Regions from separate parts of the Homo sapiens genome. Here regions 1, 3, 4, 5, 6 and 7 are each linked to region 2. A link is a loop called in an ENCODE intact Hi-C map of the cell type or tissue named here. Cell type or tissue: chondrocyte. All regions are shown on one strand.

What was found. A loop is a pair of places that touch in the nucleus more often than their neighbours do. Peaks named below come from ENCODE experiments on the same cell type or tissue, not always from the same donor. Only the 100,000 strongest peaks of a DNase experiment are listed, where the experiment ranks them.
Region 1: it touches region 2 in a loop (8-fold over the local background); 76 of 110 quality-filtered maps call a loop at or near these places.
Region 3: a loop joins it to region 2, with 4 times the contacts of the local background. A loop is called at or near these places in 28 of 110 quality-filtered maps.
Region 4: a loop joins it to region 2, with 9 times the contacts of the local background. A loop is called at or near these places in 2 of 110 quality-filtered maps.
Region 5: a loop joins it to region 2, with 4 times the contacts of the local background. A loop is called at or near these places in 16 of 110 quality-filtered maps.
Region 6: a loop joins it to region 2, with 4 times the contacts of the local background. A loop is called at or near these places in 3 of 110 quality-filtered maps.
Region 7: it touches region 2 in a loop (6-fold over the local background); 20 of 110 quality-filtered maps call a loop at or near these places.

Annotation. Positions count from the first base shown.
Region 1 is chr15:77,819,706-77,823,705 of GRCh38, reverse strand. It overlaps a transcript of LINGO1 not described here. Among named protein-coding and RNA genes, the nearest start is that of LINGO1-AS2, 160 kb to the right of the region's middle. In chondrocyte, CTCF peaks have their summits at 1,837, 2,068 (motif pointing right) and 3,270; no DNase peak of the experiment used is centred here.
Region 2 is chr15:77,631,226-77,635,225 of GRCh38, reverse strand. It overlaps LINGO1 (leucine rich repeat and Ig domain containing 1), which reads left to right and starts at 2,314. Exons shown (of 2, transcript NM_032808.7): 1 at 2,314-2,916. The coding sequence starts at 2,911. RefSeq lists enhancers at 1,361-1,490, 932-1,495. In chondrocyte, CTCF peaks have their summits at 390, 597 (motif pointing left), 1,603 (motif pointing left), 3,995 and 1 weaker place; a DNase peak (open chromatin) is centred at 1,591.
Region 3 is chr15:77,105,449-77,109,448 of GRCh38, reverse strand. It overlaps PEAK1 (pseudopodium enriched atypical kinase 1), which reads left to right. Exons shown (of 10, transcript NM_001385026.1): 10 at 1-1,291. Among named protein-coding and RNA genes, the nearest start is that of TSPAN3, 36 kb to the right of the region's middle. In chondrocyte, CTCF peaks have their summits at 1,168, 1,373 and 1,578 (motif pointing left); no DNase peak of the experiment used is centred here.
Region 4 is chr15:76,939,346-76,943,345 of GRCh38, reverse strand. All of the region lies in intron 3 of RCN2 (reticulocalbin 2), which reads right to left. Among named protein-coding and RNA genes, the nearest start is that of RCN2, 9.6 kb to the right of the region's middle. In chondrocyte, CTCF peaks have their summits at 1,671 and 1,874 (motif pointing left); no DNase peak of the experiment used is centred here.
Region 5 is chr15:77,184,819-77,188,818 of GRCh38, reverse strand. The region is part of intron 6 of PEAK1 (pseudopodium enriched atypical kinase 1); the gene reads left to right. Among named protein-coding and RNA genes, the nearest start is that of LINC00597, 39 kb to the left of the region's middle. RefSeq lists an enhancer at 855-1,074. In chondrocyte, a CTCF peak has its summit at 2,132 (motif pointing left); no DNase peak of the experiment used is centred here.
Region 6 is chr15:77,022,633-77,026,632 of GRCh38, reverse strand. It overlaps PSTPIP1 (proline-serine-threonine phosphatase interacting protein 1), which reads right to left. Exons shown (of 15, transcript NM_003978.5): 4 at 1,315-1,349; 5 at 1,029-1,135. Among named protein-coding and RNA genes, the nearest start is that of PSTPIP1, 30 kb to the right of the region's middle. In chondrocyte, a CTCF peak has its summit at 2,182 (motif pointing left); DNase peaks (open chromatin) are centred at 2,562 and 3,242.
Region 7 is chr15:77,873,588-77,877,587 of GRCh38, reverse strand. No RefSeq gene overlaps it. Among named protein-coding and RNA genes, the nearest start is that of TBC1D2B, 200 kb to the left of the region's middle. In chondrocyte, a CTCF peak has its summit at 2,287 (motif pointing right); no DNase peak of the experiment used is centred here.

The DNA.
Region 1 (4,000 bases), 190 kb before region 2:
CCACTAGAACCTATTGTCCTGACCCATGCCACCTGCACCCCCATCTCTAATCCTCTCTCCTCATGCTCTGGCCACATGGCCTTTTTCTCTTTCCTCTCACCATGGGGACTTTGAAAGCGTTGTTCCCTCTCTCTGGAGTCCCCACTTCTCTGGGTCATTGTCTACTCCACCTTCTGGTGCTACGTTGAATGTCACATCCTGCAAGAAGCCTCTCCTGACTCCCTAGTCCAGACTAGACCAGGTCCCCACAGACCTTGTCACAGCATTTGTCCCAGTTGTCATTTTACATTTGTTTGCATGGTGGTTTGGTTTCTCCCTGTCTCATCTGGACTCTGAGGTCTCCACCACGTATTCCCCATGCCTGGCGCAATGTGTGGCATGAAGTAGGCCCACAATGCATATTCATGGAAAGAATAAAGAATGTTGGCTCTCAGTTCAAATCCTGGAACTTCTCCCTGAGCCTTGCTTTTTTCTTCTCTGAAATGGGAATGATAACACCAAGATTAGTGTGAGGGTGAGCCAATGAATGAAAATCTCCTGGCCACACTCTGCCAAGAGTAAAGAGGGAGATCGGGGTGGGGAGGGGGTGGTTGACGCCAGCTGCTTAGGGATGGAAGGACTTGAGACGTGTGGAAACCAAAAGTGATGGGGACAGGTGGGGAAAGACGTGGAGGTGGGGAGATTGGATGTGTTTAGAGATAGCAAGGAGACAGCCCAGCTGGGTGGGGCATTTCTCTGAACACTTGGTGACCTGCTTTTCAGCCTGGCTTAGGAAACCAGGGGTTTCAGAGGAAGTGGGTGGGAAATGCCCACTGCCTCCTCGAATTCCATGTGGGCCACTCTCAGTCTCTCGGCTGGACCTGGTGTGATGATTAGATCTGGAACACTGCCAAAGTTCTCCATGACTGGCCCATGAAGATGGCTGGAAACAGCAGAGCGGCCCTGGGCAGGCATTTATTGGGGCACTGACCCAGCCTCTGTGGTGGAAAGCAGCCAGCCACCAGCCCCTGGTAGAGGAGCTACCTCCTGGAGCTAGCTGTCCAACTGGTCTTGTTCCTGGTCCCTGCCCCAGGCCCCCAGCTACTACTGCTCTGGCCGTAGAGTGGGCCTGGTCATTATTCATGCCATGCCTCTCTGTAAAGCCTGCTGGAAGGAAGACGTGGCAACAGCCTCTGGCCACCAGCACAAGGGCAGGACACAAGGGGACCCCAGAGAGGCCTCTGCACATGACTGCCTTTGTGCAGAACTCCTGGATAGAGGGCCTAGGCTTGGACTTGCTGGGGAAAATAAATGACATAGACTCAGGTTCGTCATCCCTGTGGTGCATATCAGCTTGCTCCCATACTTAGGGAGGGAGTTAAGGCTCAGAGAAAGTGTGCCACCTATTTGAGTTTGCACCGCATAGCTGGGCATAAATTCCCAAGCACGGACACAAAGGCTGTGTGGCTTCCAAGACAGCAGAAGTAAGCGGGAGAACTGGATGGTGGGAAATGGATGGGGATGCAGGCTGAAATTGCTGCTCTGCAAGGATGTCAGAGACTCTGGGGAAAGGCTGTTTGTCTCTGTGTGGCTTCCCTAGGGCTCACCTGGAAGCCCTGGGAAGACTCCTCAGGAGGCGTGCTGAGCCAGAGCAGGCAACAGCCATGAGCTCATCTCCCTTGAGACCCCCAGGAAGTCTGGTAGGGAGGTAGAAGGAAAATGGTCAGGGAAAGAGGGAGAGGGGAGACAACAGGGACTTTGGGATGGGCCACAAAGCCAAGCTCGGACACGGGGAAGAAAAGGCCATTTGCCGCATGCCCGCTGTGTGCTGAGCCATTCCTGAGCATCGTCCCTCGTGGATTCTTTGCCAGTCATGTTACTGGCAATGTATTTTTATTCCCATTGTACCAAGGAGGACACTGAGGCTGGAACTGATACTGGATCTGCCTGATACCAAAGTCTAGGGTCTTCACAGGGCACCTTCATGATGGGTGGGTACAGGAGCCTGGCCCTTCCTGGACTCACATCACAGCCACAGCGCAGCCTGGGCTTCTCCTACTTCCAGCTCCGGACAGCAGGGGGAGGCTGTGCTGCGTCTGGCTGTAGATATGGGTGCAGAAGTGGGTCTGGGCTTAGAGGGGAGAAACAGAAGAGGGGGTGGCCTCTGGCAAAAGCTGCTGGGTTTGGGAAGCCCTTAGCCATACCTCTGTGACGGCTGAAAGGTGGGGGTGGGGGCTGCTGCCTAGATTTGCCAAGTGGCAGCTCTGCTGCTGCCCCAGAACAAAGTCGAAACTCCTCAAATCAAGGATTTATAGCTTCTCTTCCCTCCAAAACACCCATCACTCCATTTCCCACTTCCAGGTCTTTGCACATGCTCTTCTTTTGGCATGGGATACCCTTCGTGTTCCTTTCTGCCTGGCCAATTCTTACTCATCCTTCACTATCTGGCTTCAATGTCACCTCCTCCAGGACCTCCTCCACCCACCACAGCTCTATCATACCTCCCTTATTCTTATTTTCTGAAGGTAGGAATGTGTCTAAATCATCTGTGTCTCCAGGACCTAGCACAGGATGGGGCATATGACAGAAACTTCCTGAACAATGGGCAAAATGCATCCCTCTGGAGAGCAAGGGACAGCCTGGGTGGGAGTAAGGGTGGGGAGGGGGCCCTGAAGACGAAATGCTCACGTGCTAGACTTGTCCAGGATCAGGCTGACCGGGAGCGTAGGGGTGCACTTTACTTCCCAGGGGTGTCATGAGGGTCCAGGGAGATCTTGGATGTGAGGGAGCTCTGCAAACGGTAGGTCCCTGTACTGACTCAACTTTACCTCGTTCCCTGGTTTCCCTGATGAGGCAGTTGGAAGGAGGAGGCAGACCAGTCCTGGTGAGTGTCCGGGGTGGCAAGGATTGCAGTCTCAGCGGTGGCCTCAGCTCTCACAGGCAAGGAGGTGGGACTCTGGGGGCTGAGGGACTACCTTGGGACTCCCCCTTCTATGGGGACCTAACACCATATCAGAGCTGGGCATGGGCTCAGAAATGATGGAAGCCATGCCCTTCCCAAAGGGGGTAAACTGAGGTGCAGAGAGGGGTCGGCATTTGCCCAAGGTCACACAGCAGGAGCGGGACGCCAGCCCGTGAGCCCTGTCCTCCCAGCATGACAGGTGTCTTCACCTGGAGTTCAGACTCAGACGGCAGCTTCACTGACCCCCATCCCCCGCCACGCAGTCCAGGGCGCTCAGCCTACACCGCCGCACACCCATTGTCGGCCCAGAGGCTTGGCCGCTGAGCGCCCCCTGGATGGCGTGGTCTGACCGTCCTTCTCCTTGACTCACCTCCAGCCCCGAGGGCCGGGCTCCACGGCGGCGGAGAGGGCGTCGCCCGCACGGCCCCGGCTGTGCCACCGCCCCGGACTGTTCCCGCGCAGCGAGGTCCCTTCCCCGGGGCCCCCGGGTGGGGCCGGTCGAGCCGGGTGCGCTATCCCTTTAAGCCCGGGCGAGATGAGAGCTGTCAGCGGCAGCCGAGGCTAGCGCGGGACGTCGCCACCCTAGCGCCAGGCCGGAGCTAGCAGCCGCGGAGCCGCGGAGAGCGGAGGGGGCGGCGGGGCCGGGCGTGGCGGGTCCCCTCGCCGCCCACTGCGCGCTCGAACCCTGGGCCCCGCGAGCGGCGGGCGGCACCCGCTGTAATGCGGAGAATGTGAGAGGCAGCGCAGGGCGGTGGGGAGGAAGGGGCGCGGGAGAGGGCGGCGGCGAGACAGACGGAGAGCAGCGGGGAGAACGAGGACCGGGCTGGGCAGGTGGGACAAGGCAGGGAGGCGCCGGAGAGGCCGGACTGGAAGGGGGGGAGAAGGGCGGCGGCGCCGCGGAGGGGGCCGGCGCTTCCCGCGGGAGTGCGAGAAGCCCGAGTCGGCACCTGGGCCCAGGTTCGGGCTGGGAGCGCGGCCGCGGCCCGGCCAGGCAGGGTGCGGGAGCCGGGCCGCCCGCGGGGTCCCTACGGGGAGCAGCGGGGCACCTAAGGCCGGCGG
Region 2 (4,000 bases):
GGGAATGGCTTGGATGCCATTGACAGTGGAGAACCGAGGCCAAGGGGCTCTTCCTCCCAGACACAGCTCCGTGGTCATCCCTGCTGCCTCCGAGGCGCGGAGGGATCATTGTGGGCACCAAAATACCCCACCCTAGGACCCCAGCTTCCTCCGGTAGCACCTGGGGGTTAGCGGGGTGGAATGAGTGGGCTCTCCCCCATTTCTCCGCCGAGATCACTGAGGCAGGGAGCAGGTGAGTCGGGGGCGGAGAGATGTGGTGGCCGCGCCTTGCCTGCGTCAGTCACCGCACCAGGAATAGCCCTCGCCCCCGCCCCCGCCCCCCAGCGGGTCTGCGCGCCCGCCGGGTGCCTGGCGGAGCCTTTACGCAGGAGCCAGCGAGCGTCTATTCCTGTCGGGCTGGTGGGAGGAGGCGGCGCGGGAGGGCGGGAGCGCACGGGTAGCTCACAAACAGCCGGGGTGGGGGGGCTGGGGAGTCTGGGGAGGGGTCCAGGCAGCGCGGAGTTGAGGGACCGGGGAGTCGCCTGCGCTGGGCTCTGGCAGGGAGGGGGACTCCTGTGCTGGCCTCCCTGCTTCACCTCCCACCTGTAAGTCCTTCTGCCGAGCCTGCCCCCTGCTGGTCCATTCAGCCATAGAAGACGAGTCCAGTTCCCTTTCCGTGGCTTGCTGGCTGTGTGACCATGGGCAGAGCCTGGAACCTCTCTGGGCCTGGGCTTCCCTCCCTCTGTCACAGGGGAACAATAGTGCCTCCCCCAGAGTTGCTGGAGGGTGAACGTACAGTTCACAGTAGAGCATAGCATGGACGCCTGCTAGGAGGGACTCTAGCTAGGCCTAGGTTGAGGATGGGCATAGACATAGGAGACAGGAGAAAGTGCTCCAGACAGGACTGTCCAGAGCAACGGTGTGCCAGAGAGACTGAGAAGTACCCAGAAATGGTGCAGCTGGAACAGAAGGTCTGTGCAAGCCTTTGGGCTGTGTGTGAGGCTGAACAGCGAGAAACAAGGTGCTGTTGGGGGTGGGGAGAGGTCCCTCCGTGGCAACCAGGCATCTCTGCAATGATGTTGCGCAGGCTTCCTGGGAGAGGGGGTGTCACTGGAACTGGGATTCCAGCGTCTGCCCCAGAATCCGAGAGGCTTTGGGCTAGATCCCCTCCCCCAGCCTCAGCTGCCCCTGTGGACTCAAGCTATTAGGAGTATTCATGTGCTAATGGGTTGTTCCCAGCAGGGGAGGAGGGATGGCCGTGCCGGGCGGTGTCAGCATTGATGGTTATTCTAATAAAACTGGCTTGGTGGTAAAGGGCGTCTGGCTTCAAGGAGATGGAGGGGGTAGTATAGGGAAAAAGGTGAGGTCCTGAGGGTGGTAACCTACTCTGCAGGCTTTGCCAAGACATCCCTGCTGGCCTAGTTTCTGTATCTGAGGATCAAGGAGGATCTGGATCTCCGAGGAGAGGTCCCATTCCTTGGGCCCGTCTGAAGTTGTGGCCCCAGCCGAGGATCCCCGGGACCATTCCGGGAGGAGGGAACAGTCAAGCCCAGGCGGAGGCTCTGCGCTGCCCTCTGCTGGCCACTGGGTGCAGGGCCTCCGGACGGAGCGGGCCAGAGAGGCCTGCCGCCCTCTGCTGGACAGGAAGCCAGGCTGGGCGGGGACCCCGGCTCCTGGGTAGAGCTGCCGGGCCAGCGCGGCTTCCTCGCCGTCCCCTGGAGCTTCCCATTCTGCCTGCCTCGCCCTCCCGCGCTAGAATGTGGGCCCTCTAGCCTCGCGGACTTTCGAGAGGAGGGGACAGGGCCAGGACGGGGGCTCCCGGTCGGCCTCCCCATGCCGCCCTCCAAACAACCCTGTTCGTGTAGGGAGCCCTGTCCGTCCTCGTGCGTGTGTTCGTCCACAGCCCAGTTAACACGTGTAAACACACTCGCGCGCTCACATGCACACGCATGTGGCAACACAAAAATCACACACAACGGTGTGCGCGCATACACCCAGGGAGGACCGCACGCCGGACTCCCCGACACCCGGCTGGCCCGGGACTCGCCCAGAGCCCCGGACCCGGAGGGGCGCGGCCGTGTGCAGAGCTGGAGCGCCTGGCTGGTGCGCCCCTCGCCTGCGCACCCCTGCCTGTTTCGCTGCCCTAAGCGTGCAGGGCAGCGGCTGGGGCGCCCCTCGCTCTCCGCCCCCTCCGCTGAAAGGAGACGAACCACCCCCCACCCCACCACCACCATCACCAGGTTTTGCGGCCGCGCCTTCTCCTCCCCCGCCCGGCTCCCGCGGCTCACTCGCTCCCTCCTCCCTCGATCCCTCCTCCCTCCCTGGCTCGCTCCTAGTGCTCCCTCCCCGCGCCGCTGCAGAGCGCGGAGCCCGAGCGGGAGCCGGCGCGGGAGCCGGAGCGGGCGGCGGGCGACAGCGCAGGCGGCGGCGGCGGCGGTGGGTCCTGGTCCCGGCCCCGGAGGGCGCGGAGTCCCCACCCGCGCCGCTCCGGCCCCTCTCCCGACGCGGGGCGCCGAGCAGCATGCGCGGCCGCTGCCCGCCGGCCCCGGCCCCGCGGCGGAGCGCGCCCGGCCTCGACCCCGGCCCCAGCGGCAGAGGCGGCGGCGGCGGCTCCGGGCCGGCCCAGGGGGCAGAAGCAGGCTCGCGCAGCCCCTGTCCCGCGGCCTGAGCGCGCCCGCCCATCCGCCCGCCGGGGCCGCGGCCTCCCGCCTCCCCACTCCCGAGCCCCGGCCCCGGCTCCGGCTCGGCTCCCGCCCGCGCGGGGCGGACAGACGGACAGCCAGCCCCGCGAGGGCGCGCGGACTGCCGGGCGGAGGTGTCGGAGGAGGAGGAAACGGAGGAGGGGGCTGGGCAGGGGCTGGGGCCTGGTCGGGCCGGCTGGAGAGACATGCGATTGGTGACCGAGCCGAGCGGACCGAAGGCGCGCCCGAGATGCAGGTGAGCCAGGCGGCCGCGGCCGAGCCCCGAGCGGGCAGCCCCGCGGCGAGTGCCCCTGGGGGCCGCCATCGGCCCTGGCTGCGCCCTCCTGGGGTTGCAGGGCACCTCGGTGCCACCCAGACCTCCTTTGGGGTCATAGGCCTGATTTCCCCTCAAGCCTCAGAAATGAAAATTCTTCCTTTTCCACCTCCCCTCTCTCCAACCCCAACAAATTCCGGGTTTGTAAGCTGGGAGCCTGGAGCTGGGGAGGGGCCCCCACGGGTGTCCCAGACCTGCTCTGGTCTCCCCTTCCTGTCCCCCCTCCCATTCTGAGTATTGGTCACTCTAGAGGGTAAGCCCCCTGCTCAGCCCTGGGTGGGTACCTCCCTTCGTGGACCCCAGGTACCCCCAGGCAGCCCCCACCAGCACCAGACACTCCCTAGCTGGTGGACACAGGTCAGGGGCTGGGTTTCTCCACAAGCTCCAGCCTGGATGGCAGCTCCCCACCACACACAAGCATCGCCCCTTTCCAGCTCCTGCCCAGTGAAAAGGAGATGGGGAGTAGGGAGAGTGGAAGGAAGGGAGTTGGGGACCGGGAGCGCCCAGGAACGCTTTAGGGGCCTCCCCTTTGTCTGCGTTCAGCCCGGGCTTCTCACCTCCTCTTGCCCCACTTTTCATTCTAAGGCAGAGCGGGTGGGAGGTGGGAACCAGCTGAGAAGAGGGAGGTAAGGAGGGAGCCTCCTGCTCCCCCTCACACCCTTTTCGGGGTGGGCTGTGGGCTCTCTGCTCTCAAGGCATGCCAGGAGATGTGACCCTCCGGGCGGATCCCACTTTGAGAAGGAGGGGTGGGGCCAGGCCAGTGGGCAGCCCCTCCCGGTTCCTGCTGGGGTCGCAGCCCAGCCTGGTCCAGCCTGACTGTGCCTGCACCTCCTCTTTGTTCTCAGAGGCCTTGGGGTTGGGGTGGGGCAGAAGGGGGCCTGAGAGGATGGGAAGAGCTCTGCCCTGAGCGGGTGGGAGTGCAGGAGGCCCTGAGGTAGGGGCTGTGGCATCTGGACAGCCCCTTCCTGCTCGCCCAGCCCTCCCTCAGTCCTCTGCTTGGTTTGGG
Region 3 (4,000 bases), 530 kb after region 2:
GACAGATGCTGTGGGAGGGGAGTTCACATACATTCCATGTCAAGGCATTTAGCTGATAAATCCATCCTCAGAAAAGCACCTTTTTAAAAAGAAGTCCATTTTGTATATTAGAAGATGATGATGATGATGAAGATGAAGAAAGCCCTGGCAGATACAAAGTTCCTCAGTATTTAAGGAGAAGGATCTCTTCCATGTCCCCTTGACATGACTGTGGCTATTGCCCAAACCTCAGCTTGAGAACATCATATAATACTGAGAGCGGAAGATTTTTTTAAAGAGATATGGTAGTTTAAATAGGTTTGTTTAAAGAACTCTTGGGAAATTTCTTAACAAATTGTAATTGTTTTTATAAACCTTCCTACAGAGTTGTGTACCATTCATCATCACCATCATTTAATATCTGTAAGTGCCCAGAAGGTACAAGGTGCTATACAGCCGTTAAACACCCCCTCCCTGCAACTGTTTAAAATTAGAATAGATTTTTGCATCAACCACTGCTAGAAGCTTTCCCCACCTAGGTGGGCTGCAAGGGCCTGCATTCCCAACATCCCATTACATGTTTCCCACTCCAGAAAGTCTCTGGGTTTATTCCAGCTTTTTATCTTGACGTGTCCCATTCACCCCCATGGTTTGGTTTGGTTTGGTTTTGTTTTTTAAATCAAGAAAGTTTCAGGGAATCAAAAGAGGTCGGACATTTTTTAACCTAGCAGAAGTACAGAGTCATATATTTTGCTACGAATATTGTTGTAGTACAGAAAACCCACTTTGCCCGTTAGTGTGTGGATAGTATGTGTGTGTCCGCACTCATGATAACTTGAATGTTGAACCAGACATAGGGTTCATTTTTGAAAGGTTAAACCACACTGTTTCAGGAACTTGCTCCAAATACTACTTGGTTATCCCTTCCTTTACCAGTTAGAACTAAAGAGTGTGATGTATGAACACACTGGGTTGGGATTTTCTGTTGAGGATATGCAGGGCATTTTGGCATGAGGCAAATACAGAAGCAAGATTTCATTCTACTTGGTGATTTGAATCATGACAGTCCTCATTCCAATCTCTCTTTAATTCTCTCTGGCCCTGCCCACACTCTGTATTTGAAAATCTTGTTTTTGCTCTTTCCGGAGCTTCACCCCTCTACTTACATATTGTAAAGTTGTATAAATCTATCATTGAAAGGTCCTCTCTGCCAGCAGTGGTGCCACCCTTTGGTTTGCTGTGGTACTTTGCTGTGTACTCCGTGGCATCATGTTACTGTGTAAATAAATTCATTTTAATACACACTAAAAAACAGACAAATGCTTGTCCTTTTGGCGACTCTTCCACACTGACATGCTGGGGAGGGTTTGGTTGCAGACATGGTTATGTCTTGTCCCCCCAGGGTAGGTGCCCTGTCCATAACACAGGAAATGATGGCTTTCAGCCTGTGTGTCTTCTGCACTCTGGGTCCTCATCCCCTGCTGACATGGATTATATTTCTCTTTATTCCCTGTCTAATCTGAGGAAATCAGGCCCCAAAGAGAAAGCAAAGGCATTCTGCTTTTCCCAGACCTCAGAAGGCTGCAGGTTTGCTGTGTGAGATCGCCCTCTGGTGAGCAGTCACCTGCAGGCTTCCTGGGTTTGTACTGCATGTTGAGAGGCTTGGTTAGCTGGCTCTGGCTGACCCTCTCCGTGGAAATCAGAGCTATTCAGGTAATATGAGCGGGGACAGGGCCTGGTACTGCATCATCTGCAAGATTCGCATGCCTTTGACACAGTGATACACAGGGGCCTCACAAAGGCAGACAAGCTAATGTGTGGACACTTCAGCAGCGCAGAGGAGGCCTCCTGGCTTAAGCAGGAAGAGTCAGCAGTGGTAGCAACAACTGCCGCATTATGAGAGGAGAATAGATGAAAAGGCAAACATGTAGATCCTAAATTTAGAGCAGATTTTAGAGCACCAAACCCTTTACAGTGGACACTGTCTCCAACCCGGTGTCTCTGCTCTTCTCCACTAGCAAGCACTCTGGAATTTGCAGATGCTGTTTTTAAGGCATACCCCAGAAGAGTGGCTGCCAGACTTGAGGTTTATGTTGCTGAGGAGCAACATAACAGAACCCATGTTGGTGTGGACCCAAAAGCTCTCTGTGTGTTGCCTGGGCCCAGGAGGAAGGGTCAACAGCAAGCCTGACCAGACAATCCCCAGGGACACAGGCCCTGCCTGCTGCAGCTGTGTAGCCTGCTTGCTGGAGAAGAGCCTAGAGAACTTCCCTTCTAGTTGTCAGCACAACACACTGGCTTCTGGGGGAAAGGAAGCAAAGAAAAAAGTAGGCAGTTGGGGTTGGGAGGTCACAGAAACAGAGCGTACCAGGACCGGGCTGCTGTGTGAAGCTCTGCTGGCCTGAGTGGTCACCGTGTGTGCCAGGCCAGGTCTCACTAATGCAGGACTCCATAACAACTGATTCAGTACTGACTGAGTGATTAAATTAAATATTAAAAGCTGAAGGGGCCACTGCCCTTATACGAAGGCTGAAGTGTAACAAAAGCTCCACTGGGAGTTTTGCCTAGACCTTTCCTGGGCCTTGAAGCATGACAAAATAGCGAAGGAATTCTTAACAGGACCTGTTTAGGATTAAACAAGTTTATCGGGGGTCTGAAGGAACTCCCCATACCTCCATGATTTAGCAGGAGACAAGATTAAGGGTAATCACCCCAGCACTTGGACCCATTTAGATTAAGTAAACTTACTGAGGCTCCAGAGGAAGGTCTTCAAGACTCAGACCTTAGTTATAGATTGAAAGAAGTTGGCCGGATGTGGTGGCTCACACCTGTAATCCCAGCACTTTGGGAGGCCGAGGTGGGCGGATCACGAGGTCAGGAGATCGAGACCATCCTGGCTAACACGGTGAAACCCTGTCTCTACTAAAAACACAAAAAAGTTAGCCGGGCTTGGTGGTGGGCACCTGTAGTCCCAGCTACTCAGGAGGGTGGGGCAGGAGAATGGCGTGAACCCAGGAGGTGGAGTTTGCAGTGAGCCGAGATTGCTCCACTGCACTGCAGCCTGGGTGACAGAACAAGACTCCATCTCAAAATAAATAAATAAATAAATAGTCACTTATGTCTTTAGATGAATGCACACTTACACGTAGACATATAGCTTAGAAGGTATATAAGATGTGGGAAACCGTAATTTTGAGTTGATCTGGCAATAACTTCGAGGCCTTCTCCCTGTAACTGGTTACAGAAATAAAAACTCCCTTCTCTCCCGGTTCATCTGCATCTCGTTACTGGGCCGCAAAAATAAGCAGCCTGACCCCCAGTTTGGTCCAGAAACACCTGGAGCCCTGAAAGGATACAGGCCAGTGGATGGTGGGACCAGTTCAGGATTGCCCAAGCCAGACTCCAGGTGAGGTGGAACAAGGCCAGAAAAAACACTAAGTTTCTATTCTTCAGTGGGATCACTTTGTCCTTTGGTGTAACTGGAGAGCCTGGAGATAAATTATCCTATTCCCCTTCCCCATCACATCACCCAGCGTGGGATTCATTCCTGAGAATTCCATTAGTGGTCCTCAGTGATGCCATCCTGTCTGACTCTGGGTTGTCCGGAGGTGATGGGCCACTGACAGTTGGATGGGGCCTTTGGCAGCTCCATGCCTGCAGAGTGTTGTCTTTCAACCTAAGCCACAGAGAATCTTGATTTCTTTCCTGCCCGGAGTGAATTGGTGTGGGGAGCTCTCCATTGCCTGGGGTTGTAAGTGTGTACCTTCTGCTCCAGGAACTCTTTGCCTCCTCTCCAAGGCCTAGCAAATTATGCTTCCTTATAAGTGAGTTCGCACTCTCTTCTACAAGGGAAAGAACTTCATTAGTGCCATAGGAGCCAAGAACTGCAGTTGGCAGATCACAAGTTGTTGTTAAGAGCAGCTCAAGGCAATTACAGCTGAAACTTAAAAACTGGATTTCACACTGGGTGGGGGGGTAGGAGGGAATTTGTTGCCAAGATCCAGTTCTCTCAAATTTGCAA
Region 4 (4,000 bases), 690 kb after region 2:
GCTAAAAAATACTGAGCATGGCATAGTGGCGCACGCCTGTAGTTCCAGCAACTTGGGAAGACTGCATGAGCCCAGAAGTTCAAGGCCAGCCTTCACACCATAGCAAGACCCTGACTCAAAAAACAAACAAAACTACTGAACTTGGATCCTCCCTATTCTTTCTACAGTACTATACTGTCTACTTTAATAATTAATCTCAATACTTTTTTGAATGCCCAAAAATCAATAACTTTATACCATGTATTAAATCTTGGTAGGGCTTTTAAAAAATGTTTCTGGTCCTCTAAGTGACTTTTCAAAAATACATTATTGTTTCAGAAAAACAGTCTTCTTATGTTGAGAATCTCATAATATTAGTATATGTACCTAATATTTGGAAATCTTTTCTTTTTTGGGGGGTGGGGAGATGAGGTCTCACTCCGTCATCCAGGTTGGAGTACAGTGGTGCAATCTCGGCTTACTGAAACCTCCACCGCCCAGGTTCAAGTGATCCTCCCACCCCAGCCTCCCAAGTAGTGGGGACCACAGGCATGTGCCACCACACCCAGCTAATTTTTTGTATTTTTGATAGAGATGGGGTTTCACTATGTTGCCCAGGCTGGTCTCAAACTCCTGAGCTCAGGCTATCCACCTGCCTCAGCCTCCCAAAATGCTGGGACTACAGGCATGAGTCACCGTGCTCAGCCTGGAAGTCTAGTCTTAGCAGGCTCTTTATAGTGTTAATTCTGTATATTCAGATATAAATAACATCAAAAGTTTAAATGGATCCCATGTTAAGGTTTAATAAACACATATCCTTTTCTACTTTCTCTCCCATCTTCCCATCCACCCCCCTTTTTAAAAATGATTCGGCAGCTATCAGGGACAAGGCTGCTTTTGATAAAATTTTCAATGGTAATTCTGTAACCAAGAGCCTTGGGAGCCAATAATGCTATACTGCTAATCCTGCATAATTTCTGTTTTGAGAATTTCTGGGAATAGCTTTCCTTCCTATAAACTGATATGTATTAAACTGTGCATTTTTTTAAAGCACAATTTCAAATATTTTAGAAGCTTTTAAGTGTTTCACTACTGAATAAAAATACCCTCTTCAGTCTTCTAGAATAATAGAGGTCAGGTAGCAGTCATTTACCTAAACACTAGTTCTTTTACAATTACTGATTTACAGCGGAGAGGCTCACCTCTTTCCCCAAAGAATTTGTTTTATTAACATCAGACTCTACAAGCCAGTTATATTCACCCAATCATGACAGAAAAGAAAAAATAATAACTTGTTTCCAAATAGCTTTTAACTTAATGTTTCAAAATTTTAAATAACTAGACCAAATAATTTGCATTTTATGTTCAGGTTTAACATGGTAAAAGCAGACAAACAAGAATTTGAGGTACTTTGCTGAGTCAATCAAGTTCTTTTTGAATAAACCATTATTCAAAATACCAAGTGCTTTGATTTCCTTATGAAAGAACCCTTCACTTTGGAGCAAAAAGGTCCATGTTTCAGGAGAAGAGCTAAATTTGGCCAAATTTGCCTATGGAAAGAAAGGATCTCTTTCAACAAGCTGAGATTTCTTTAAAAAAAAAAAAAGTGAAGGGGGTAGCTTTTTCTGGTTCACATTTCACGGCCATTTGAAGAACACAAAATAAGAATAGCTCACATTAAATCGAAGAAGCCAAAAACAGAAAGACTGTTTTTTACAAATGGCAAATTCCTAAAAAAATAACAAAAAAGATGGTCAGTTTCATAAAACTTCAACACTCTTTTTTTTTCTTGTATATAAAAACTTTGTATTCTAGTAGAGGGTAAAAAGTGTTAGGTACAGTAATAAAAAAGCTACCATAATCATTTATTTTTAGATTACAACAGAAACTTGTGAGGAACAAAACTGCCATCTTTTGGTAGACTAATGATTCTACATGAGGAAATATATAATGTGTGATACTAGAACAAATGACTAGGCATTAAAAATTCTGATTAGCCACATGCAAGGTTATATCTTACATAAATAAATACTGCTTATACATGCACATTCAGCAGTCACGCCTGTAATCCCAGCACTTTGGGAGGCCGAGGTGGGCAGATCACCTGAGGTCAGGAGTTCGTGACCAGCCTGGCCAACATGGTGAAACCCCATCTCTACTAAAAAATTAGCTGGGCATAGTGGCACACGCCTGTAGTCCCAGCTACTTGGGAGGCTGAGGCAGGACGATTGCTTGAACCTGGGAGGAAGAGGTTGCAGTGAGCCAAGATTGCCCCACTGCACTCCAGCGTGGGTGACAGAGCAAGACTCCGTCTCAAAACAAAAACAAAAACAAAAACAAAGAACACTTGAACTTTTGCCAGATAGATCCCCAAACTTTAATTATCCTGTGTTGACCATAACTGTTCTTTATATTATAAAGAAATGCTTCTTCAGGCATTTCACAGCCTGAAAGGGTTATCTTTATTCCCTATATGAAAACTTATTAAATATAAGATAAAATTCAGACTGGGCATGGTGGTTCACGCATGTAATCTCAGCACTTTGGGAGGCCAAGGCAGGTGGATCACTTGAGGTCAGGAGTTTGAGACCAGCCTGACCAACGTGGTGAAACTCAGTCTCTACTAAAAAAAACAAAAACAAAAACAAAAATCAGCCAGGTATGGTGGCACGTGCCTATAGTCCCAGCTACTCAGGAGGCTGAGGCAGGAGAATTGCTTGAATCTGGGAGGCTAAGACTGCAGTGAGCCGAGATTGCACCACTGCACTCCAGCCTGGGTGACAGAGCGACACTCCCTCTCAAAAAAAAAAAAAAAAAAAAGGTGAAGTTCAGATATTAAGCTGACTTTCGTCAGTTATAACAGACTTTCTTATAGAAAACTTTATTTTATTCACATATCCAATTACTTTTTATGATTATTTTATTTATGGTATAGTGTTTAGTCTATAACTTTGAGATTGATTCATTCCTCATCCGTTATTTTTTATTTAGAAAAATAATGCATATGGTTTCTGGGTTCATCTTTACACTCCACATCAATTTTTAGGACGTTATTTTTTTTTTTTAAAGGGACAAGGTTTCACTATGTTGTCCAGACTGGCCTCAAATTCCTGGGCTCAAGCAATCCTCCTACTTCAGCCTCCTGAGCAGCTGGGACTACACATACACACAGGAAGTTACTTATAGCAAATTCTAAAAACATATGATTAGAACTTCATGAAGATAGAGACATATTCCTAGGCTGTCAAAAAAAAAAATAACCAAAAGGACTCCCATTGAAGTGTTCATTTTCGGGATCAATCTATTCCTTTAGGCTGTTAAGATTCATCTAATTCATCCTTTAAAAGCAGAGTGTTATAATCAACACATTCTAAGTAGCTGGTGGAGAACACAGAATTAGAACCAGACACCTTTTAAAAGAACTGTTCATAAACAATTTATGAGTCATGTATCTCTTCAAAGTGAAGATTTTCTTCTCAGCACCATCTATTACATCACCCCCTTCTAAGAATACAGGAACATGCACTTCTTATTTTTTAATGGGATAGTAATTAAGTCTTTTGAGTAACAAAAAATAAAAATAGAAAACATAATTAGAATCTAATTCCAGCAAGATTTTAAAATACTGTATTTAACTTCTCTGTTGTTCCTAGGAAGGGAAACCACACCACACCATGCTTTGGTTTTAGATAAGTTACATTGGTTTAAGATAAGTTAATTCCTATAGTAAATGGGGATACTTAATAGACAGATGATCCCAAATCTCATTATCACTACTTGTTTTTCCTTTAGTATTTACAAGCAGTAAAAAGACTGATTTTTACTCACTTTAGTCCACTGTAGAATGAAGACCCAAATAAAAAGAAAACAAAAGATACATTTTCCCCTTAAAAAATAAAATCCTAACTAATCTAAAGCTGATAGTTAACAAATGCATAAAGTTTTAAAAAGTTGATTAAATATAAATTTATGTGAACTGTAAATGCTTTCTTCAATATTCTTTTAAATCAAAACAGAACTG
Region 5 (4,000 bases), 450 kb after region 2:
TATTCCAAACAATTCAAGAGATATAGAGAGGAAAAACACTTAGACCTGCCTTCTGGGGACTTACATAATTACAAAACAATGTGGTATAATCGAGTTAGGCAAAACTTCATCACAGAGGTAAAATTTAAACTGCATCTTGAAGGATAAATAGGGTTTCAACAAATGGAACAGCATTAGAGGAAATACATTCCAAGCAGAAGAAAAAGCTTGTGAATAAAATAAAACTATAAAAGACTATGGAGTCTTGGCTGTTATTAGATAATACTTTAACTTCTTCTCTGATGTATACCTTCTTAAATAGGGGTCTAAAGTGGTTTCAGGGAACATTTTGGAACTTCTAATCTTATAACTAGTTATTACCAAGTTTATAATAATTATTATTAGTAGTAGTTAACTGATTCGTCAAAGAGTTTGAATTTAAAAATTAGTTGGAACTGAGCGGTGCTGCTTTGCAGGGGTGCATTTGTTGTTACATGATTCTTATCCTGAGATGACTACCATGTGACAGGAGCAGTGAACTGTTAGAAAAACTGTTGTGGTTAGAACAATTGGAACTGGATGGGCTTCTGGAGATTTCATTAAGTTTCCAAAATTAAGCAGATTTTACTTTGGTTTCTTCTTTAGATAGGAGAACCTCATGTTCTTGTGATAGCAAGGAATGATAATTTTTTTTTTCAGTCAGATCTCAAGAAAGTCCCTTTTACTCATGGAATTTCCATTTGTGTACCAAATTTAAGCTGTGTTTTATCTTCTGCAAAACTTCTTCCTGCAGCTTTGCTTTCACTTCCTCTCCCCACCCTTTTAGTCATATACTGAAGAGTTTGGCAGCTGGTTGAGGTGTCAGGTCAGCATTTTTCACTGTGGAAGAAGGAAAGGTTGGGAACAGTGACGTGGGTATGGTTGTCACATTTTCCTTTCCTTTTTTTTAAGTGACCCACATGTTCTTTAACAAAAGCCTAGTGAGAACCTTGACTTGTAAATTGTTCCCTAGCATCCTGGAGATGGACTAATATGTGGGATGACATATAGGCAATAGATCCTCACTGAGAGTGTCCTTAAAAGCCCACGTACAGCAGTGAGGATTCTTGACTCTGCCTCCATGGCAATGTGACAGATTTTATGGAGAGAGATGGTGGGCTTCGGGAGTCACAGAATTGGAGGAGCTTAGCAGTTCATTCTCCATCCTCCTTTATTATTAACAGATTCTCCTTGGGTGCCTTTAGGAAATGCTGTATATATGGTGTTTAATCTCCCACCTACACACTTTCCTTTTCTTCACTAATGGAAATTGAATCCAGCTTGAGGAGCTCCAGCTCTTTCTGCTGGCCAGTTTATTTCAAGATTGAAATCCATTGTGGATTTGTTTGTTGTTTTTTTGTATTTTTGTGGGGTTTTTTTTTGGTATCAAATCTGCCTGAAACTGTTGGACTAGAAGCAAACTAATTATTGTCATTGTATGGCAGTAGAGAGAATAAAAAACAGTAATAGGTTCTTAAAAAGCTGTCATGACTTGAAGTGAAATAGGCCACTCTTGAATAGCTTAATCTATAGCCTGAAGGGCTTTGGTCCTGAAAACTGTCAAATATGAAATAGGATTTTAGATCATGGAATCCTGGCTACCTCCTAGGGGCAGCTTCAGCCATTAAACTCTCCCATAGACTATTTCATCTAGAAGATTTGCTTTGAGATTATAAGGAATGTGGAGGTAAATGAGCTTTTCTTATCAAACATTCCATTTGGGTGCTCTGTATCAGACCTGTTCTGGCAAATAAATAGAAGACACCAGGATAGACTGTTTTATTTCCTTGTGTAAGTGCCTCAGGAGACACATTTCTTATTTCTCAAGCATAACTTTGGAGACTGGAGTTTCCCATTTGGGGAGCGTTGGTGTTGAGCAGGGAAAGCTGCTAGTTATTGATTGCCACTGAAGTCATTTCACAAAGGCTGTAAAACCCAAGGATTGCTCTTTGGACAGACCTGCATCTGGTACAGATTCCCCCTCTATGAGACTGTTGTAGGTTAAAATAGTTTTGACAGTGTCTTTAAGTGCACCTCTTTGTCTCCAAATATAATTAGTGTTTAAAATGAAGCCCTCGTGGTTAAGGTTTTGTGGCTTAGACAGCAGCTCCATCTGGTGCTTGCTAAAGGTGTTTGCCTGGTTCATGTCTCGGTTTTTTTGTTTTTTGTTTTTTATTATTATACTTTAAGTTTTAGGGTACATGTGCACAATGTGCAGGTTTGTTACATATGTATAAGTGTCTCGGTTTTAAACCAGATGAATACAGATGGACACAAACTTGTAAACGAATGTCATATGCAACATGGGTTCCTAGTGCACACAACACTGACATAAGCAAATGGTGTTCCTGGTGAGTCTCATTTGGCTATTCTGTTGATAAGTGATAGCTGTTAATCAGCTTAGCCATCTTTTGACTGAATTAACTTACTTTTACTCAAAGTGGGGAATTATTTTTACTATTATCTACTAGTCTTTGAAAAAGCAAATATATTGTACTACTTACAAAGAGAAAACTTAATCCCACTCTTATCAGAGTCTGTTTAACTTGGTTAACAAGATATTATGCCAAGATGCCTTATTCTTTTTTGTATTCAGTGCTGCATAGTGCTAAGTACACAGGGAATTTTTTAATTTAAATTCTTGGTGACTGACAGGAACTGCCCCCAAACTGTTAATAAAAGTTACTTCTGAATAATAAGTTTACATATGGTTTCTATTTTCTTTATGCTTTTCTGAGTTTCCACAGTGAGCATATACAACAAAAGAAAAAAACATCTACCAAAAAAGGTAAAAACAAAACATATTGTAGGTAGTTGTAGCCTTGAGTCCCAGTTCTGGGTCTTTCTTATTTACTGTGTGTCCTTAGGAAAGTCACTGTCTCTTCTAGGCTTCGATTCCTTTGTCCATAAAACACAGTTGAATTAGAAACCTGCACAGTTTTAACATTCTAAGTATTGTGATTCTTTCCTCTTTCCTGTTTTTTCAGCCTCTCACCCTGGCCTGTATCTTTCCCCAATATTACCATTCAACATTATCTAGGTTTTCCCATCTTAAAATAAGGAAATCCTTTCTGGACCCCCATCCTCCTAGCTCCTTCTTGCTTCTCCTTCCTGCCTACTCTTCTCCAAAAGTTATCTACCATTGCTCTATTATCTCACTCTTCAACTCACTGCAGTCTGGTTTCCATCCCCACCACTGAACCAAATAGTTCATGCTAAGGTCACAGATGAGCTCATGTTGCCAAGTCCAATGGGCATGTATGTAAGTCCTCATTTTCCGTTACCTCTCAGCAGCATTTGAAATAGTTATTGTCTTTCTCCTTCATGACATTTCCTCATCTGGCTTCTGTGTCATCACACCTTGGCTGTTAGTTTTCAGTTAGGGGAGAGGAAGTAGCCCCTTCTCCCTGGTTCACCCACCAAGGCCACCTCCTCAGCTCACTATTTTCTTTTCGGCCTAAATATCTCTATACTAGTAATTCCTAAGCAGAGGAGAACCACAGAATTCTCATCCATGTTTCAGACTCCTAAATTCATATACTGTCTTGTATGCAGGGTGACAAAATATGGACTCATAGTCTTCCCTTCAAAAGTTGCACCTCCTCCAATGTTGTCATCTCAGTAAATGGCTCCATAATCATTTGAATACATAAACCTAAAACCTCAATACTTTTTACTCTTCAAAATCCAGTCATTCCTGCATCTTTCTCTGCCTTCCCTGACACCACATCCTAATCCAGATCCTCATCAGATCTTAGTTTGCCTATGTCAGTCTTTTAAGCCTCCTGTCCTGTTCTTCCCGAGTCCATTTTCTACATAGCAGCAGAGCTGTCTTTTTAAAGTCAGGTTTATTGAAGGTAAATTTACATGTAGTAAAATTCACTTTTTTTAAGTGCGTAGTTCTATGAGTTGTTTGTTTGTCTTAGACTGTGGTGCAGTGGCACAATGCAACCTCGGCTCACTGCAACCTCCGCCACCCAGG
Region 6 (4,000 bases), 610 kb after region 2:
CCAGAGCTGGAGCCCTGTCTGTGGAGACTGAGGGGCGCATGGCTTGGGCTGAGCTCCCAGCACTTGGGAGGTAGACATATGTGTCCCATCCTGTGAGAGGGAAACTGAGGCACAGAGATGGGAAGTGGTATGGCCAGGACACCCAGGCCTAGCCTGGCCCCAGCCTCAGGTACAGCTTCTTCCCCTTCAAGGCTCAGTTGTGACTTTTCATTTTCAATTCTTTGGCCACTTCACAACGATCCTTCCTCCCCAGGCAAGAAGCGGATCTGTGTGCTGCCCTGCCACCCTGTGCAGGGCACCACCCTCATCACTAAGGCCCTGAGAGGCTCAGCCCCCATCCTCACAGGCCCAAGCCCAGCCTCCAGGCCAGTCTGCGTCCTGCCTGCCCTCCAGGGAACCTATATCCAACTTCAGCCCTGCAGCCTCCCTGACAAGCATCTGCCAGCCTCTGCTTACACACCTCCCATGATGGGGACTTCACTTCCATGCAGTCACTCTGTCTCGGGACAGCCATGCCCTACATATGGGTGAGAAGTACCTTTGGATGCTAAGCAATGCCATACAACTCTCCCACCCCAGTCTGTGTCTGACCCCTCAGCCTTGGGCAGTCCTGTGGGGTGACTGGCTGCAAGTCTGCCTTTTTCCAGGACAATCAGCCCTGATCCTTGGACTCAAGACCAGTTTCCAGTGACCCCCACAACTCAGACTGCCTCCTCTGGACACTGCCAAGTTGCCACAGACCCTCTAGAGTCTGCTGTAGTAGGATCCTCCTAGGCGTGAGGCAGCTCGACAGGAAGGACCTTCCATGGGGCTCTGGGACTAAGAGTTGGCCTTAGTGCCAGCGGCCAGGCCTCTGCCCTCCCTACCCACTTCAGATCACCCTCAAGCCCCAAAGCCTGGAGTGCTGTCCCACCACCACCCCTGCCGCCCTCCACTGGCTCTACCAGGAAGGTCAGCCCCCTACCCCCACAGCAACTGAGAGGCTGGCAATGGGGGAGCAGCTCCCCCGCCCCCTGCACCTGCCTCACCTTCTTCCTCTGCTCCTTCTGCCTCTCACGAAACTCCTCGAGACTCCGCAGCTCCTCACGCAGGGTCAGGGCCAGCTGGATGTGTGAGCTGCCCACATTCTCCATTTCTGGGGGCAGAGCATGGATACTGGTCCCCAGTGTCAGATCTGATGGGCCTCAGCCACCCACAACTCACCCGTGTGGGCCAGCCCAGCCCCAGCCCCAACACCTCATCTTCTGTCCCCCCAAACCCTCCACCAGCCTCGCAGTCCCAAAAGATCCCATTGCCCCAGGGTAGGGGACTTACGCTGCTTCAAGGAGTCAAAGGAGGCCCTCAGGGAGCTGCAAAACAGATGGGTCCAGGTCAGGAGGAGGAGAGCACAGCGGGAACCTACAGTCCAGGCTGCCTCCCGGCGGGGTGGGCAGTGGGGAGGACTTTTATTTTGGTGGGAAGACCCTGGGTCACTCTAGAACCAAGGGACCCTTTAGCCAGATGGTGACCATCCACTGGGGCCCCAGACTGATTTCTGGAAGACAAAGCTCTCTGCAAATTAAAGCAATCAACCCTCTGCAATGTGGCAGAAGGAGGAGGTACCGAAGGCCCCCACCATCTGTGCTCCTAGCTGCATTCTTAGAGAAGAGGGGATTGTCTTCAGGACCCTCCCTCCCTCCCCTGAACTCCTCTCCCACATTCACAGCCCTCTCTCCTCGGCAGGTACCAAATGGCCCCAGGGTGAGGCTACAGGGGAGGGGACAGTGTTCAGATGGGCTCTCAGCAGGTGGCCCGGGGGATGTTTGGAGGAGGTTGGATGGCCGTGGGAGAGGCTAGCAGGGCAGGGCGCAGGAGTTGAGAGGTGGGCACTGTCTGCCAGGGAGGGAGGGAGGGAGGGAGGGAGGGAAGGGCCCAGCACTGCGCATAGGAGGCAGGGAATGATGGGCGGGGGCTGCCAGAATGAACACATAAAAACAGGACACCCAGTGCAATGTGAATCTCAGATGAACGAGCACTTTTTGAGTATAGTATGCCCCTTGTAGTATTTAAAACGGACTTTTATTTTTAAAGTATTTGTTGTTTATCTGAAATTCACGTTCACCTGGGCATCCAGTATTTTATCTGGCTCTCCCTGCAGCCTCTCTGTGGAGCAGCTCGGCTGCCCCCTGGCGGCCATATGGCCTCATGACGCCCACCGGACAGCCCTGGGTGGAGGGGGCAGCGCACCAGGCAGGCTTCTCAGGGGGCTTCTCCTCTCAGTAGACACCTGGGGAAGCAGAGGCCAAGGAGGAGCAGTAGCCTGGCAGGAGCCTGGGGATCCAGGCCTGGGGGAGATCGGTGGGGGCCAGGCCCCTCGCCCTAAACTCGTGGATCCCAAAGTGAGGTCCACAGACCAGCGGCATCAGCATCCGCGGAGCCTGTTAGAAATACAGATTCTCAGGCTCCTCCCCGACCTCCTGAGGCTGAGGCTTCGGGGTGGGGCCCGGCCCCAAGCGCTGCTGATGCCCATCCAGACGTCAGAACTGCTCACAACTCTGCCAGCACAGGTGCCTTTATTATCCCATTTCACAGATGAGAAGCCAAGGGTCAGAGGAGTGAAGGAGCTGCGCCCGTGGCCACCCTGCGGTAAGAGGCGGAACCAGGGAGAGGAAGAAGGAGAGGGGTGGCTGTGTGGTGACCCCACCTTCCCTTGTGGGGCTCAGGACTCTTCTCTGACTCCTCACCAGCAGTGGCACCTCCAATCCCTCTGCTTCCTGTCAGTTCACCCCTCAGCTCAGTCCCACTCATTCAGTTAGAGGCCTCCAGGCACAGCGTGGTCCCCGCACCCCCAACCCAGCCCTTACGCACACCACCCTCCAGCCCCGCCTCCTTCATGACCACAGCATACCCAGACCCCTCCCAGAGCTCAGGGCCTGCACATCCACTTCCCCGCCCTCACCTTTTGGGTCTCATATCTGACAGATACCTCAAATTCAGCGTGTCCAAAACCGGACTCAGCACCTGCCCTGCAAACCTCTCCTCTTCCAGGGCTCCCCTCTTGGCAAAGACACCACTGTCCACCAGCTATACACACCAGAAACCCAGGAGTCACACCAGGCTCTGTCCTCTCCCTTCCTTGCCGCCACCTTCTATTTTATCTCCTAAATCTCGTGACTGTCCTACGCTAGCTGCCACCACCGCTGCAGCCCCTGCCGCACCACCTCCACCTCCCACCTGTCAGCCCTGCTCTCTGCCCCTCCGCCCGTTGCTTCCAGGTGCCAGGCTCCATCTTGCCTCAGGGCCTTTGCACGTGCCCATCTCCATTGCTGCATCTTTGCCTGGCATCCTCTTTTGTCCTTTCTGAGCACTGATGTCACTTTGGGCTGGCCCAGCGGATGTCTGTCACGCAGCTGAACCATGAGCCCTTGAGGACAGGGGCAATGCCTGGCTCTCCTCCTCATTGTCCCCAGGCTCATAATCTAAATTTTCTCAACCCCAAACCCACCTGTGGGCCACCCCGGTTCATGGTCTCAGGCTGAGGGGTGCTGTAAGGAATCGCAGGTTCTGGGAGCTGCTGGCCCTTTTCCCAGCCCCCACCTGAAAGCTGGGAGCCTGCCTGAACGTACAGCACTGCCAGGTGGACATTCAGCCTCTGTCCCACCCCTGGGACAGTCTTGACAGTGATGGTCTGTGCTCACCTTGAACTCCCATTTGTCCCCATGACCTGGCTAGGCCTTGGGTACTGCATAGATACTGGTGCTACCTCTGTCTGGGGTACCTGGGCAGGCAGGCTTTGGCCCCTCCAGGCCCCTCTTCCTGTCCCCTGGGCTGCAGGCCTTCCTGCCCCAGGTCCCCTGTCCCCGTTGCTGGAACCATCAGGCCACCCTAGTTCAGCTCACACAACAAGGCCCAGAACACTCCTCCCTTTCTTGGCCCCAGATGAAATTTCAAGGAGGCAGCCTCAGCTCTGTGGATGAGAGGAGGAGCCCAGCTTTGCCCCAGAACCCCCAAAGTGAACAGC
Region 7 (4,000 bases), 240 kb before region 2:
TGAGGCTCTCAGTGAAAAAGGGATGCTGCGGCTCCAGCGCACACAGGCCTGGCCTTTGCTCAGCCGTAACCTAGGGCTGGAACTCTGGACCAATGCTGAGCAGCATCATGCCAGGCAGACTGGCAGAAAGTCGAGGCCCCTGTGTGCCTTTGGAACTGACCCCTGACCACCTCCCACTGTCTTGGAACAAAGGCTGCTGGACCAGCCGTGCCTGCTCCTCAACTGTCCCCTCTCCAGCTCCTCAGCAAGCTCCCCCGAGGCCCTGAAGCCTCAGTGCTGAACAGAGCTGACCTGGGCCTCTCTGGCATCCTCAGGTCTGGCTCGGGCCTTCTTCCTTCTGCCCTCCAACCTTTCCCATGACTTTGCTTGGCCAGGCATCCTTGGTGGCCATCCCTGACTGCCCCTACCTCCCTGACCACATCTCACCTTCCTCCAACAAGCCCTCCTAGCCCTCCTTCGTGCACGTCGACTTCTCTTTCAAAAGATTCCCTGGAATCCTGATCTCCGTAGCTCTCCTAGTTTCACCTGGGGCCTGCTTAGCTGGGTCAGGAGGTGTGCGTCCATGCCTCCCCAGCCAAGCATGGGACAGAGCACAGGGTGGGAGGGAGGAGGAAAGAAGGAGGCTTAGAACACACTTATAAGAAGGAAGAAGGATGTTCCCACCCAGGGGCAAAAGAAGATTCAAACTTCTCTGAAGCTACAGTGACCTGTGTTATGTGCTGCCTCCATTTCTCCAATTGTTCTTGGAGAACAAGACAACAGAGGGCCCAGTAATACTCACCTCCCTGCCAGCAGAGTTCACCCAACCATGCTGGCCAAGCACTGCTGGTCACTCCTACCTCTAGTGCTTCTTGGACTAAGAGTCCCCGCTCTGGGCAGTGGCTGTGGTTTGGCCCCACCCTTGGCCAGGGTGTTTTGCACCCTCGTTGCCTGGGCCCCACCCAAGAAGCCTGTGGCCAAAGCCAGCTTGCTGGGAAATGGTGTGTGCCTGTGCCCTAGATGGGGTGGTGCCTAAGCAGGGGTGTGCTCCTGCTGCCCAGGGCCCGCCCTCAGGGAATTGGCCCTCTGCCATGAAGGTCACAGAACCTAGGCCACTACTGTGCAAGAGGGCACGGGCTTTAGGCGCTGGCTCAGTGGCCCTGCAGTTTTCTGGCCAAGAGCTCCATGGCAGCGGGCCCTGGGCCTGGGCCTTTGACCTGGGGCCTCTGTTAGGAGTGGTCCTGATCCTGCTTCTGGCAGAGGCACACACAGGGCTCCTCCAAGTACAGGCAGCCAGGCTCAGGAGGGGAGGGAGCAGCCAGTCCCAACAATTACACAGTTCGGGAGCTGAAAAGTTATGTTTGCCACCCTCAGGAGCCAGCTGTGGAAGGGAGGCTGGTGGAGGGCTTTGCCCTGGCCTCTGAGCCACACACAAGCCGTGCTGGGAGGACAAGGGCCGGGGTGGTGAAGGACCCTCTTGGAGCCTTTGCTTTCCAGGAGCAGGCACTCGTCTTCCATATCACACTCACAAAGGCTGGTGGCTTCAGTGGCTGTGACCAGCTGGCCACAGCTGACTCCTCTGGGGTAGTGCTGTTTCTAAATATTAGTTCCTGCTGTTAACCCTTGCTGTGCTGCCCCAGTGGACAGCCGGCTGCCTGCAGACAGAGCCTCTTGGAAGTAGAGTGGACAGTCCCCACCTGGATGAAAAATTTGTGAATATATTTGCTTGAGGGCTGGGTTGGGGCTCCCAGAAGGAGGGTGAGAAATACCTGCTTAGGGCTGGGAATGAGGCTTGCAGTAGATGTCAGGGGATGTGGGTCTGAGCTGGCCACTGGGCAGGGCAGGGGAAAGAAGGTGGGGTCAGGAGCCAGGAGCCCGGTCCTGCCAAGCCTTTTTTTATGTGGCCACAGACAAGTCACTTCGCCTTTCTGTACCCCTTTCCTCATCCGTAAAATGTACAGCCACCGAGGTGCTTGGATGATGGCCTTCAACAGAAGCGCCGGAGCTTTATAAACTCTGAAGTGCCTGGTGGTTATGATGATTTTTATGCCAGGGTCCTGCTGTCTGTGACTCCCCCGAGTCCCTTGGAGGAGAGGCAAGACTGACAACCAAGAGACAGCTGGAGCAAGCTGGTGGGGCTGCTGTTAGCTCGGGCAGGATGGGCAGAGCAAGAGGCAGCTCTCAGTTGGGCAGACTGCAGGGAAGGGTCAGCTTGTCACATGCTGTTGTGGAGAGTCACTCGCTATGTCCCCAGCCTCAACAGCTTAGCCTGGCAGTGCCTGTCAGAGGAGCAGCCATGAATTAGCCAGGAGGGGGCAGTGTTACCTCAATCTTCAAGCCCAGGCCTGTGCCCACCCACCCCAGCCGGCACCCGCTCTTGCTTTGCTGCTGCTGGGTGGACAGGCGCCAGCTCCTGTTGGTCTTGAGGAGGCGAGGGTCTCTGGGGCTGGCATTTGTCCTTCCTCCGTTCTTGGCATCCAGAGCCCCAATTCACCTCTACTCCTGGACACAGGAAGGTGTGAGGGGAGTTCTACCTTGACCTGGCAGCCCGAGGCCAGCCTGAGGCATGGAGGGGATGCGGCTGAGGTCAGCGGAGGGGCTGGGAGGGAGGGTGGGAGCCATGGAGGGAGTGGGAGGGAGGAGGGGGGTGAGAAGAGCCCCCAGACCCAATGGCTTAGGCAGAGGCACGCTGTTCCGCAGAGTAGAGGGAGATGGGAAGAGAGCACTGCTTCAGAACCGGTGTCTAATGGCTCATCCTTGTAAACCTGAACAATTTCCAGGTTTTAATTTAAAGTGAAAATTGAGGCTGGGTGTGGTGGCTCAAGCCTGTAATCCATGCACTTTGGAAGGCCGAGGTGGGCAGATGACTTGAAGCCAGGAGTTCAAGACCAGTCTGGACAACATGGCGAGACCCTGTCTCTACTAAAAATACAAAAATAAGCCGAGCATGGTGGCAGGCACCTGTCATCTCAGCTACTTGGGAGGCTGAGGTGGGAGGATTGCTTGAGCCCAGGAGATGGAGGCTGCAGTGAGCTGTGATCGTACCACTACACTCCACACTCCAGCCTGGGAGACAGAGCAAGACCTTGTTTCAAAAAAAAAAAAAAGAAAAGAAAACTGAATTGAAGACCTAACTTTGGTCAGAAAGGAACAGAGGATATAATATTCTTTGGAATATTTTTAAAAGCACACATACTACTAAATATTTAGGAAACAGCCTGTGGTAAACCCCTCTAGGGATGTTCTTGATTCTGGGCCCTGAGGTCTCCTCTCCATCCCACCTGCCCCCAGGCCCTGGGCTTTGTGTCTGCCCATCATCTCAACAAGGCTGGCCTGGGCTGGCTCTCGGGAGGCTGTGGGAGCTCGGGGACCCGTCTGTCTTGTGGCAGATTAGACAGATGTCATTTTGCAGACAGTGCCATTTATCACGGCAGCTGCAAAAATTAGTGATGCTTGGTCTGTAAGTGTTGGGTGGGGGTGGGAGCTGGCAGGTGACAGCAGCCAATGCTCCCCAGTGTTACCAGGTCAGGGAACTGCAGGCCAACCTCTGAATAGGGGTTTTCTGATTTAACACTTAGCCCAGGCGAAGACCTTCTGTTGGAAAGATGAGGAAGCTGGCGCTCGGAGCCTGGAAAAAAATTTGGTCATATGACAATTATTATTATTATTTTGAGATAGGATCTTGCTCTGTTGCCCAGGCCAGAGTGCAGTGGCACAATCTTGGCTCACTGCAGTAGCTGGGACTACAGGCACACGCCACCATACCTGATTAATTTTTAAATTTTTTTGTAGAGACGTGGTCTTGCTATGTTGCCCAGGCTGGTCTCAAACTCATGGCCTCAAGTGATCCTCCCACCTGCGCCTCCCAAAGTGGGATTACAGGCCTCAGCCACCATGCCCAGCCCACGTGACAGATTAGTGGCCCATCTCTAAATAAAGGTCTAGGTCCTGTGTGTGACCAGGACCAGGGCTCAGTGGGTGACCAGGACCAGGGCTCGTCTGGGGTGAAGTGCTTTACTTC